Linked DNA regions of Homo sapiens: region 2 is linked to region 1. A link is a contact called in ENCODE Hi-C data. All regions are on one chromosome and are shown on one strand. The core of a region is the stretch at or near the end of the contact, and the rest is flanking DNA. Distances in the headings are between cores, read along the strand shown.

What was found. A loop is a pair of places that touch in the nucleus more often than their neighbours do. Pooled maps may share reads with other maps.
Region 2: a map of thyroid gland shows a loop between it and region 1 (5-fold over the local background). The contact joins the promoter of C1QC here to the promoter of CELA3A in region 1. A Hi-C loop is called at or near these places in 1 of 168 maps with a recorded cell type or tissue (thyroid gland) and 5 of 50 pooled maps.

What each region holds. Positions count from the first base shown.
Region 1 is chr1:21,999,306-22,005,273 of GRCh38, forward strand. CELA3A (chymotrypsin like elastase 3A) reads left to right here and starts at 2,352. Exons shown (of 8, transcript NM_005747.5): 1 at 2,352-2,412; 2 at 3,698-3,783. The coding sequence starts at 2,370.
Region 2 is chr1:22,641,512-22,647,685 of GRCh38, forward strand. It overlaps C1QC (complement C1q C chain), which reads left to right and starts at 2,122. Exons shown (of 3, transcript NM_172369.5): 1 at 2,122-2,203; 2 at 2,500-2,693; 3 at 5,716-6,174. The coding sequence starts at 2,513.

The sequences.
Region 1 (5,968 bases), core at 1,102-3,601:
TCTCTGGGTCATCATTTTCTTCTTCTTTTTTTTTTTTTTGTGACAGAGTTTTGCTCTTATTGCCCAGGCTGGAGTGCAATGGCACGATCTCGGCTCACCGCAAACTCCGCCTCCCAGGTTCAAGCGATTTTCCTGCCTCACCCTCCCTAGTAGCTGGGATTACAGGCATGTGCCACCACACCCGGCTAATTTTGTGTTTTTAGTAGAGATGGGGTTTCTCCATGTTGGTCAGGCTGGTCTCGAACTCCTGACCTCAGGTGGTCCACCCTCCTCGGCCTCCCAAAGTGTTGGGATTACAGGCGTGAGCCACTGTGCCTGGCCCATCATTTTCCCTTCTGTCAAATAAAAGTGGTTGGATTAGATCGCGTTTTAGGCCCTGTGGGTTTCAGACACTCTACAGTGGAATCTGGGCTTATCGGACCTAACCCTATCTCTCCCCAGCCACCTCCTGGGCCCCTCCCTCCTTCTTCCCTGGCGTAGGGTCTGGGGAATGGCTCAGAGCTTTCAAGCTGAGCAAACATGTCCGGGCACATAGGGAACAGAGGGTAGGGGAGGGCATGGCTATTTTTATCACAGTATAAAGGATTTTCACAGCTGCTTCCCTTGTGTCCACACACGTTCCACGAACCCAGGCTATCAGAGTGGCTAGGCTGTGATTGGAGGGGGTTCACTCCTAAAACAAAACCTGCTCAGCAAGATGCCTGACTTTCCCCCAGGAGGGATCTATTTAAATTGCCCCGTCTGGCCGGATGCAGTGGCTCATGCCTGTAATCCCAGTACTTTGGGAGGTCGAGGTGGGTGGATCACCAGAGGTCAGGAGTTGGAGACCAGCCTGGCCAACATGGTGAAACCCCGTCTCTACTAAAAATACAAAAATTAGCCGGGCGTGGTGGTGCGCGCCTGTAATCCCAGCTACTCAGGAGGCTGAGGCAGGAGAATCGCTTGAACCCGTGAGGTGGAGGTTGCAGTGAGCCAAGATCGCACCACTATAAAAAAAAAAATCTATTGTGTGAATATGCTACACATATTGACCTATGAACCTTGATGGACGTGGGAGTTGTTTCTAGGTCTTTGCTGTTGAGTTTTGAGAACAGGGGCTGCGGCAAACAATCTCATCCACACCTCCTGGAGCACATGCCTAAGGTTTTCTCACGGTATAGACCTAGGAGGGAAACGGCTGGATCACCTGTGAATTCCACTTTCGGGGTCGCCTGCTCTTTGACCTCATCTCCCACCCCTCTCTACTTTGACTACCAAGCTCCTGTCACACTGGCCTCCCCTTCCTTGAACAAGTCAAGCCCATTGCAGCCTCCAGAACTTCGCACCTGCTGTCGCCTCCCTTCAGAGCGCGTTTCTTTCAGGGATTCCCGTGGCTGGCTTTTACTTATCCTCAGGACTCCATCAGATATGACCTCCTCAGCCCAAATGTCACTTTCTCTGTCCCCCCCATCTAAATGACTTACTCCCATTCCTACCCCAATCACCTATGTTTCATTTTCTTTTCTTCTCTGTTTTTTTTTTTGGTTTTGTTTTTGTTTTTTGAGACAGTGTTGCTCTGTGGCCCAGGCTGGAGTGCAGTGGCATGATCTCGGCTCTCTGTAGCCTCTGCCTCTCCGCTCCCAGGTTCAAGTGATTCTCCTCCCTCAGCCTCCCAGTAGCTAGGATTACAGGTGCTGGGATTACAGGTGCTCACCACCACACCTGGCTAATTTTTGTAGTTTTAGTAGAGATAGGGTTTCATCATGTCTCGAACTTCTGACCTCAAGTGATCCTCCCACCTTGGCCTCCCAAAGCGCTGGGATCACAGGTGTGAGCCACCGCTCCTGGCCTAGACTCAAACTCTAGAAGGGCTGAGACCATGCATTTTTCACAGCTGTATCCCCTAGAACAGTGCCTGATACATAGAGAAAAAGTGCTCAACAAGAATTTTTTTGTGGAGGTGGGTACTAATATAAATCTCATGTTAGAGAGCAGAAAACTGAGACTCAGAGAGGTTAAGCCATGCGCCCAAAGTCGCAGAGCTTGAAGGTGGCAGAACCAGGATTGAACCGTGGTCTGCCCGGTTCCAGTGCCCCTGTTCTTTCCGAAAGAGGAGGTCTTGTCCTGACATGAGCTTTTCTTCCTGAACTCTTGTTATCAGTTGGCCACTCCACACCACCTGTCCAGCCACCTGTTGGAGGGAACGCTAGGTCCTCCCTTTGGCTGTCACTTGTCCATCTGCAGCAGGCGAGGACTGTGGCCTTGGACCATGGGAGACCTGGAGTTCCACCACCTGTTCTGGGAGTGGGGCCCAATCAGCCCCCCTGCTTACCTTCTGCCCTATATTAGAGCCCCAGGCTCTGTGCCCTTTTCCTATCATCACAAAACTCATGATGCTCCGGCTGCTCAGTTCCCTCCTCCTTGTGGCCGTTGGTAAGACCCCAACCTGTCTGTGTGCTCCCTGGGCTGCCCTGGACTAGGAATCCTTGAAATCTACCACTCGCTCTGAGTCCCATGACATGCTATGCCTGGTTCCACAGGAGGGGGTCTCAGCTTGTACCCGGGGGCATGACTGTAGGGGCTTTCAGCTTATGATGGAGCAGGAGAGTGGAGGGGAAGCTGTGGATGGTGAAAGACCCCCAAAGGGCTGTGGTGGAAGTCCTTGATGGGGGCAGTAAACAAAGTCAAACGGTTAAGAGTTTGGACTGTGTGGTTGGACTTCTTGGGTTGGAATTTCCACAGTTCTACTTACCACTCCAACTCTCCTCTCACTCCCCCTACCTGGCTCCATATTCTATGCTCTGGCCTTTTCCTGGTCTCTCTGCCATATTACATTCCAGCTCAGGGCCACCTCTTCCAAACAGCCTCCCTTGACTGACAATAATGGTAACAGATAACATTGATTGAGTGCTTACTATGCCAGGCAGAATGTTTAGGGATTTTCTTATACTTTCTCATGTAATTCTCACAACAGCCTCAGGAGATCAGTACTATCATTATCCCCCATTTTACTGACCCTCAAGGAAGTAAAGTAGCTTATCATAGAACAAAAGGCAGAGCTGCACTTAATGTTTTTATTTTTTGCTTTTTTTTTGTAGAGATGGGGTCTTGCTTTGTTGCCCAGACTGGTCTCAAAATCCTGGCCTCAAGCAATCCTACCACCTTAGCCTCCTGAGTAGCTGAGATTATAGGCACATGCCACCATACCTGGCTACTTTATTTTATTGTACTTTATTTTTCTAGAGATGAGGTCTTGCTATGTTGCCCAGGCTGGTCTCAAACTCCCGGGCTCAAGCGATCCTCCCGCCTCGGCCTCTCAGAGCACTAGGATTACAGGTGTGAACCACCACACACAGCCCAGAGCTGCACTTTGAACCCAGGAAGTCCTTCTTTAAAGCCTCCACTCTGTATGACAATAGCTCTCACTTTTTGAGGGCTCATCGAGGGCCAGGCATTGTTCTAAGTGTATCAAGCTCTTCAATCCTCCCAATGAAGGAGGCCACATTTGAATCTCTATCCCTGGACTCCTGGGATTCTGGAAAGCCCTGCTCTAGTTTAAATGTTCACTGTTCATATGTGGTTACTGAGGTCCAGAGGGCGAAAGGGGCTTGCATGGGGTCACACAGCCAGTTGAAGGCATGGCTTGGACTGGGACCCTGGCCTCCTCTTTGCTTTTGGGGACCCTCCAGCTGATTGACAGCTCTCCTCTCCCCTCTAGCCTCAGGCTATGGCCCACCTTCCTCTCACTCTTCCAGCCGCGTTGTCCATGGTGAGGATGCGGTCCCCTACAGCTGGCCCTGGCAGGTAAGAGCAATAGCAGCTGCCCTCATTCCCACCGTGGGCTCTGGACCCTAAGCTCTAATGGCGTGGCATCCAGCCTTGACACCATTGCTCCCTTTGCAATGTCCACTTCAGCTTCCAAAGACCAGGCAGCCCTTGGACCATCTACTTCACGGGGAGGTTTTGCCCGTTTCATCTGTAACCCTCACTGGGCTATTTGCAACTTAAAATTGGAATCGGGGGTGAAGGAAATGCTAAACTCAAGGAGTTGGCACACTGATGGTGGAATTTCAGGCACTGTGTTGACGAAGTGAGATTTTGAGAGACTCATTTCTAGATTCCTAGGATGATACTACAGGGCTTTGAGGTCTGAAAGCAATAAGGGAGTGAGGGATCTTGTAAGGCCAGTGGAGGGAAGCTCAGAAGGCTGGACTTGATGTGCTGTGGCTATTTAAATTTAATTAAATTAGGCCAGGTGCGGTGGCTCACGCCTGTAATCCCAGCTACTCAGGAGGCTGAGGCAGGAGAATCCCTTGAACCTGGGAGTTGGAGGTTGCAGTGAGACAAGATTGCACCACTGCACTCCAGCCCCGGGCAACAGAGTGAGACTCTGTCTCAAAAAAAAAAATTAAATTAAATTATTATTACTATTATTATTGAGACAGAGTTTCACTCTTGTTGCCCAGGCTGAAGTGCAATGGCACAATCTTGGCTCACTGCAAACTCTGCCACCCGGGTTCAAGCAATTCTCCTACCTCACCTCCCAAGTAGCTGGGATTACAGGCACGCGCCACCAAGCCCGGCTAATTTTGTATTTTTAGTAGAGACAGGGTTTCACTGTGTTGGCCAGGCCAGTCTGGAGCTTCTGACCTCAGGTGATCCACCTGCCTCGGCCTCTCAAAGTGCTGGGATTACAGGTGTGAGTCACTGCACCCAGCTGAAATTTACTTACATTAAAAATGTTAACAATTCATTTCCTCAGTGCTTTTTTCTTTTCTTTTCTTTTCTTTGTTTTTTTTTTTTTTGAGACAGGGTCTTGCTGTGTTGCCCAGGCTGGAGTGCAGTGGTGTGATCTCAGCTTACTGCAGCCTTGACCTCCTAGGTCCAAGCAATAATCCCACCTCAGCCTCCTGTGTAGCTAGGACTACAGGCATGCGCCACCATGCCCAGCTAATTTTTATACATTGTTGTAGAGATGGGGTCTCACTATGTTGCCCAGGCTTGCCTCGAACTTCTGAGCTCCAGTGATCCTCCTGTCTTGACCTCCCACAGTGCTGGGATTATAGGCGTAAGCCACCATGCTTGGCCTGCTTGCCACATTTCAAATGTTCAATAGTCACATGTGGCTAGTGGCTACCATATTGGACAGCAAAGATATAGAACATTCCCATGATTATGGGAAGTTTTATCGGAGAGGGTCAGCAGGCTTATTCTGTAAATGGCCAGAGAGTGAATATTTTAGGTTATTTGATGGTTTGGATAGTAATGACTTGACTGTGCCATGGTAGCATGAAAGCAGACACAAACAATACAGAAATGAATGTGACTATTTCCAGGACATCTTTATTACAAAAACAGACCAGAAGCCTGATGTGCCCCACTGTCCACAGTTTGCTAACCCTGGTCTAGATGGAGCTTTTGAAAATCAGAATGTGTAGGAAATGGGAAGAGAGGCAAAGAACTCATCAGGGTGAGCTGTGCTTCAGAAGGCTCAAGAGGCCTTGAAAGAGCTGAGGTTCAAAAGAGTCAGGGGGGCTGGGCGCGGTGGCTCACGCCTGTAATCCCAGCACTTCGGGAGGCCGAGGTGGGCAGATCACCTGAGGTGAGGAGCTCGAGACCAGCCTGGCCAACATGGTGAAACTCCGTGTCTACTAAAAATACAAAATTAGCCAGGCACGACGGCAGGTGCCTGTAATCCCGGTTACTGTGGAGGCTGAGACAGGAGAATCGCTTGAACCCGGGAGGCGGAGGTTGAAATGAGCTGAGATTGCCACCATTGCACTCCAGCCTGGGGAACAAGAGCAAAACTCCATCTCAAAAAAAAAAAAAACTCACAGGGCGAGGGGTGCGTGATAGAACAGAGGGCCTTCAAGGGCTGTTAAGAGACAGAAGGTAGAGAATGTTGGGGTCCCCAGGGAGGTCATAGTGCTGGTGTGGGGAGGCTTTGGAGAATCAGAATGTGACCCCCATGGAAAAGTGATAGGGCCAC
Region 2 (6,174 bases), core at 872-3,371, 640 kb after region 1:
CCATCCACTGCCAGATGCACAAATGGCCTCATGGTCCTCGAGTGCACAACCTGAATACCCACCTCTAAAGTACAAGACCCCCTCCTGGGACTGCCCCTGCCCTGCCAACAGGCTTTGGGGGTCGGGAAGAAGTGAGGGGGGCCCAGGGAGAGGATGAACCCTCCACAGCCTCAGGGTAGCCCTCAGCTCCCTTCCAGAGTCAGCTCAGCCCTGTTCTCCCCCCGCCTCGCTCACCCAGAACACACACTGTTTCACAGGCACCGGGAAAAGAGACAGGTCTTCGGGAACCTAACGTGCTGGGCATTCCACGGCCATTGATGTATTTAATCCCAGCAAAATCGATGTGGACACTGAGGCTCAGAGAAAGCAGACATCCACCCAAGGACACACAGCCAGAAAGGGGAAGGGCCCTGGGGCTGAGCCAGGGGTGCCTGACCCCACAGGGTTAGGGCACGCAAAGAAAATGCCAGGGGTGGAGGCTCCATCAGCGGCAGTAGAGGCCAAGCTAGAGAAATGGGGTGTGCAGTGAGTGCCCGGCCACCCCCTTACCCTAAATCCTACCCATACCCCACCATCCACCCACTACCCCGATGCAAAATCTCTGGCCCCTCTGGGAGGGGAATGAACTGGAGCTGCCCGGAGCGGGGCCAAGTGGGCGGGGCACGGGAGGGTTGAGCGTGGGCCGAGGCTGCCACCTGCTGGACAAGCCGAACCCAGGCGCAGAGGAGGTGAAGAGGGAGGAGAGGAGCCCAGAGCCGTTAGGCTGGGTGGCCCCCAGCCCCATAATGCAGTATCCATCATTTCTTCTCGGCCCAGGCTTCCACCCACCAGGGACTCCTAGGGCCAAGTGGGTTCATGCCCCTTAACTCACCCCACACTCTCTGCAGTCCCATGGCACGTGGTGGAGACACAGAAGGGGAGACTGAGACCCTGAGGGTTCCTCAGTGAGGCAGGGGAAGAGCTCTGAACACCTGCCCATACCTGGCACGGGACAAGGCATCACACGTGTGTTGTGCACTGAATCCCAGCCACTGGCCTGGAGCTGTAAGAAGCCTCCATGTTACAGAGGGGGAACCAATGGACACAGGTGGCAGGTGTGGGGTCGAGGCTGGAGCCCTGCTACTGCCTGACAGCCCCTTCATCCCTAGAATCTCATGTGAGGAGAAGAGGGAGAGGGGAGAAGGCCTCTCAGCTCTGCCAGCCTGGTCCTGATGGGGAGCCCCTCACCAGCCATGGTGGGCTCCAAGCCCAGAGGCAGGGCACCCCCAGGATGCAGGCAAGGAGGGTGGTGTTGGCAGGGAAGATGGAACCGTCAGGGAAGACCAGGTGCCCCAACGAAGGAAGAGGCACCAATACTGAAAGCCAAGGCCACCCCAGTAGACAGAAGGGAGGCCAGAGGGACCAGTGATTTGCTGAAGGCATCTGGTCCATGCAGTGACAGGGCTGGAAGGAGAAGCCAGGGCCCTGGCTCTGTAGCCAGGGCAGCCCGTGCACCACAACAGCTGCCTGCCGCCAAAGCGGGTCCATCCTGGGGGTCCACCTCCAAGTGTGGCCACTGGGATGGGGCACATGGAAGTTTCTAGAACAAGGCTTGCAACTTGACAAGTGCATGTGAGGCTTGTTTCTGGGGGCAGCTGAGCAGAGGGGTCAGAGCAAGGCTTTGGGCCCCAAGAGACCACTCAGTGTGTGACTTTGGGCAACGGTGTACATCCTCCTGAGCCTGTTTCCTTATCTGTAAAGGGGGATAATAACTTCCTCCTAGGGATTCTGGGAAAACTGAGTCTCAGGCAAAGCAAATGCTAACATTGGTCATTAGATGGGATGAACCTGACTCTGGGGGACGTCTGTGCCCTGGGGGCTTGTGTTTATACACACACACACACACACACACACACACACACCCTCAGCCAGATGCTGGGGCAGGGGACAGTTCCTCATTTCGGACACTGACTGCCGGTGGGGGGATGTGGATGGGGTATTGCTGTGGTCAGTCTGGCTCAGCACCCAAAAGAAAGTGTCAAGTCAGGGAAAATTCTGGGAAAGGGGATGTGGGATTGGGGGAGGGCACGAGAAGGGGAGGGGGCCCAGCCCTGCTTTGGGCAATCCTTGCTCTGACCACTCAGACACCGTGTCCTCTTGCCTGGGAGAGGGGAAGCAGATCTGAGGACATCTCTGTGCCAGGCCAGAAACCGCCCACCTGCAGGTGAGGCCCGGACCCCTGCCCAGGTATGGGCAGATGGCCGTTTCCTCCACCTTCCGCCACCTTCCTGAAATGTGGTGCCAGGGGCAGCTTGGTGTGTGAGGGGAAGGAGGGTTCCCACTCCTGCTGGGCCCCGGGGCCTGGGCTGAAGAAAAGGCCCCACCATCCATCCATGGTGAGGCTCCTGGGGGAGGAAGGAAGGCGAGCTCCCGAGGGCTGAGGAGGACGGGCCCTGGGGAATGAGAGGGTTGGGGGCAGGTGAGGGGCTGGCGGGGACAGCTCAGCTCTCTCCCTCCCAGTTCCTTCTCCGGGATGGACGTGGGGCCCAGCTCCCTGCCCCACCTTGGGCTGAAGCTGCTGCTGCTCCTGCTGCTGCTGCCCCTCAGGGGCCAAGCCAACACAGGCTGCTACGGGATCCCAGGGATGCCCGGCCTGCCCGGGGCACCAGGGAAGGATGGGTACGACGGACTGCCGGGGCCCAAGGGGGAGCCAGGTGAGTCTGCTGGCCTGGTTTGGGGGTTTGGGTCTGGGGCAGGGATCAGAGTGTCTGTCTGGGGCTGACCAAGGGGGCGGGGGACAGCAGGAAGTGCTTGCCTTGCTGCCACGCCTGCCCCAGGGCAGAGGTGGACTCTCACGGTGTGTCTGGCTCCTCTATCCTCAGAGCCCAGGCTTCAGGCCACCCCAGAGGTGACCTTGGGCCCAGCGCACTTCCATCTTCCTTCTCCTCCTTACCCGATTATAGGGAGGGAATAAGAGCGCCTGCCCCCAAAGGTGGCCAGGAGGCTCACAGGAGACAGTGCAGGGAAAGTCTTCTTGCCCTGCAACATGGGCACCTGGGGAAGCTGGGGCCCACACAGTGAATATATCCAATGCACGACTGCCAGGGTTCAAATCCCAGCCCCTACTGATTCCCTCTATGTGAACCCGCACAAGTTACTTAACCTCGCAGTGCCTCAGTTTCCTCATCTGTAAAACGAGGAGATGGTAGCACCTGCTTCACAAGGTTGCTGTGAGGATTAAGTTAACTTAAATATAAAACAGCCCTGAGCACCTGGGAGGTCTATACAGGTGTAGGCTATTTTATCATTGGTTTTATCAGATATCCATGCTCACCTCCCTCCTTAGGATTCTGGATAGTTGGAGGGGTGGGGAGTAGGAGGTCAGGATCGCAGCCAGAGAAACTTCTGTTGGAGGTCCACAGGCAATCCTTGGCATAAGAGAAGGGGGCTGAGGCTATGAATGGGTGACTGGGGCTGGAACTGGAGCCCTGGGGGGTATGAGTGCCTTGTCTGTGAGTGAGCTGGGCACGTCTCAGATGCTAGGCATGCCTGGAGCCGGCCTGGGGTGACACTGAGCGGAGGTGATGGGGTGACAGAGGCAGTGGAAAGGAGGGAGGCCAGTTGAGAGGAATGTCCTTAGGAGTGGTCCCACCATCATCTTCCCTCCTGGATAGAGGGAATGGCACCAACATTCCAGAAGGAATTCTCCAATTTAGGGTGAGCTTAGGGTGAGCTCAAAGCTCAATGAGGCCTCCAGGTCTGCCATTTTCCAGGAGCTTGTACTTCACAGCTGCCTCTGACCACCTCCCTGCCCAGGGTAGCTGATGGCCACCCGTGATTGAGCCCCCAAGTCCCAGGTGTGGTCTCAGTTTTAGGAAATGATAAAACCGAGGCCACAATCCCTTGAAAAAGTGATTGACCCTCATTTTGCAAATGTCAAAGCTGGGGTTCAGAGAGATTGAGCAACTTGTCCAAAGTCACACAGTGGGATCCTGTCCAACTCTCAAGTCCACATTCTCCACCACTGCCCTCAGCTGCCTCTCAAGTCCCCTCTGTATTGCTGTTTCCTGGCCCCCTCTCAATTGGTGGTTTGAAGACATCACGAAGGATGAGACGCTGCTCTGCTCAGCATCACTGGCAGCCATCACGAGGACCAGACACTCCAGAGCACGCTTCCTATGGTGTGCCTGGCACAGTGCCTGTCCCACTCCACCCTTTCAGGGACTCCCTCTTCTATTATGCCCGTATCTCAACTGAGCAAATACAGGCTCAGGGAGGGAGGTCACCCACCCAGGGTCACAGATGTGAAGGCCAGGTCTGCTGGGTCCCGACCCCACACTCCTAATGCTGAGGCCTAAGAGGTTCATAAGCCATAGAGGATCTGTCATAAATGGGTCTGCACAGTCACCCAGCCTGACGGAAGTCAGAGGAGGAAAGGAAACATGAGGGCTGATGGGAGCGGTCAAGGAGGGCTTCTTGGAAGAAGAAACTGGAGTCAGCCCTTAAAAGATGAGTATGATTTAGATAAGGGGAGAAGAATCTCACAGAGGCTCAGATCATCAGGGCTGGAACAGAGTGAGACACTGGGATTCTCCAGACTTGAGTTAGAGACCTGACTCCACCTCAAACTGGCTGCACGGCCTTGGGCAAGTCTCTAACTCGGCTTCCTCATCGGCAACATGAGGGAAGTTGAACCAGGCCAGCTGTCATGGGGGCTGACGTGGGCTGAATGGGGCTGGGGTGAGCTGGAGAGAGCAGGCCCTGCAGTGGGGCGGCTTCTATTCGGCTCCTTCCAGTGGTTCCCATGTGCTAACCTGGGGAATCCATCTCAGGAGCAGATATAGGTTTTGTGGGACTCTGAAGCTTGTAAAATGTTGAGGGTCTTCTTTATGAAAAATAATACAAACTGAAAGATGCGCTTGATTGCAGAGGTGAGAGTGGTTACAAAAATTTACACATGTAGCAAAATTATATTGGAACCACACACACAGTGTATATAAAACTGGTGAAGTCTACATAAGCTTTGTGAATTCTAGGAATGTCAGCTTCCTGGTTTTGACATTATACTTTAGTCATACAAGCTGTGTCACTGGGGAAAACTGGGTGAAGAGTCCCTGTTCTTTTGTTTCTTCAACTTTCTTTGACTCTATATTTCAAAATAAAAAAGTTGAAAAAAATCAGAAATACAAAATTAGGCAAAAGGTCTTGAAGGGGCTGATGCAAGTGGACAGAACCTGAAACTTAAGCTGCCTCTGACCAACCTTCTGATTTTTTGTCAAGAAGGTCTGAGAATTTCAAATTTTAAATAAGTTCTGAATTTGTTCATGTTGGGCTCCAATTAAAAATTTTAAAAAACATTGTGCAGGCCAAACAAGATACTTGTGGCCACATGCCATCTGTCCGTGGGCTGACAGTCATGGCATCTGTGATCCCGCCCAGCTCTGAGCTCCCTACTTGCTTCATCACAAATGTGGAAACTGAGGCCAAGAGACAGGGAAGTGCCTTAGACAAGGTCAGAGGGCAGGTCAGTGGAGAAGCAGGACTTGAACCAGACTCTCTCTCTCCCCTCCAGCCAAAGCCTAACTCCCTGCACCCTGCTCCTAGGGAGATAGCCCATCTATGAGAAGGAGATTCTAGAGACCAAATGCCAGCGCTGTGTTCCCTGGAAGACACCCTCAGGGTCCCTCCTCCCTGTCCCCCACCCTATCACTTTCTCTCTGCCTTCTCCATCTCCAGGAATCCCAGCCATTCCCGGGATCCGAGGACCCAAAGGGCAGAAGGGAGAACCCGGCTTACCCGGCCATCCTGGGAAAAATGGCCCCATGGGACCCCCTGGGATGCCAGGGGTGCCCGGCCCCATGGGCATCCCTGGAGAGCCAGGTGAGGAGGGCAGATACAAGCAGAAATTCCAGTCAGTGTTCACGGTCACTCGGCAGACCCACCAGCCCCCTGCACCCAACAGCCTGATCAGATTCAACGCGGTCCTCACCAACCCGCAGGGAGATTATGACACGAGCACTGGCAAGTTCACCTGCAAAGTCCCCGGCCTCTACTACTTTGTCTACCACGCGTCGCATACAGCCAACCTGTGCGTGCTGCTGTACCGCAGCGGCGTCAAAGTGGTCACCTTCTGTGGCCACACGTCCAAAACCAATCAGGTCAACTCGGGCGGTGTGCTGCTGAGGTTGCAGGTGG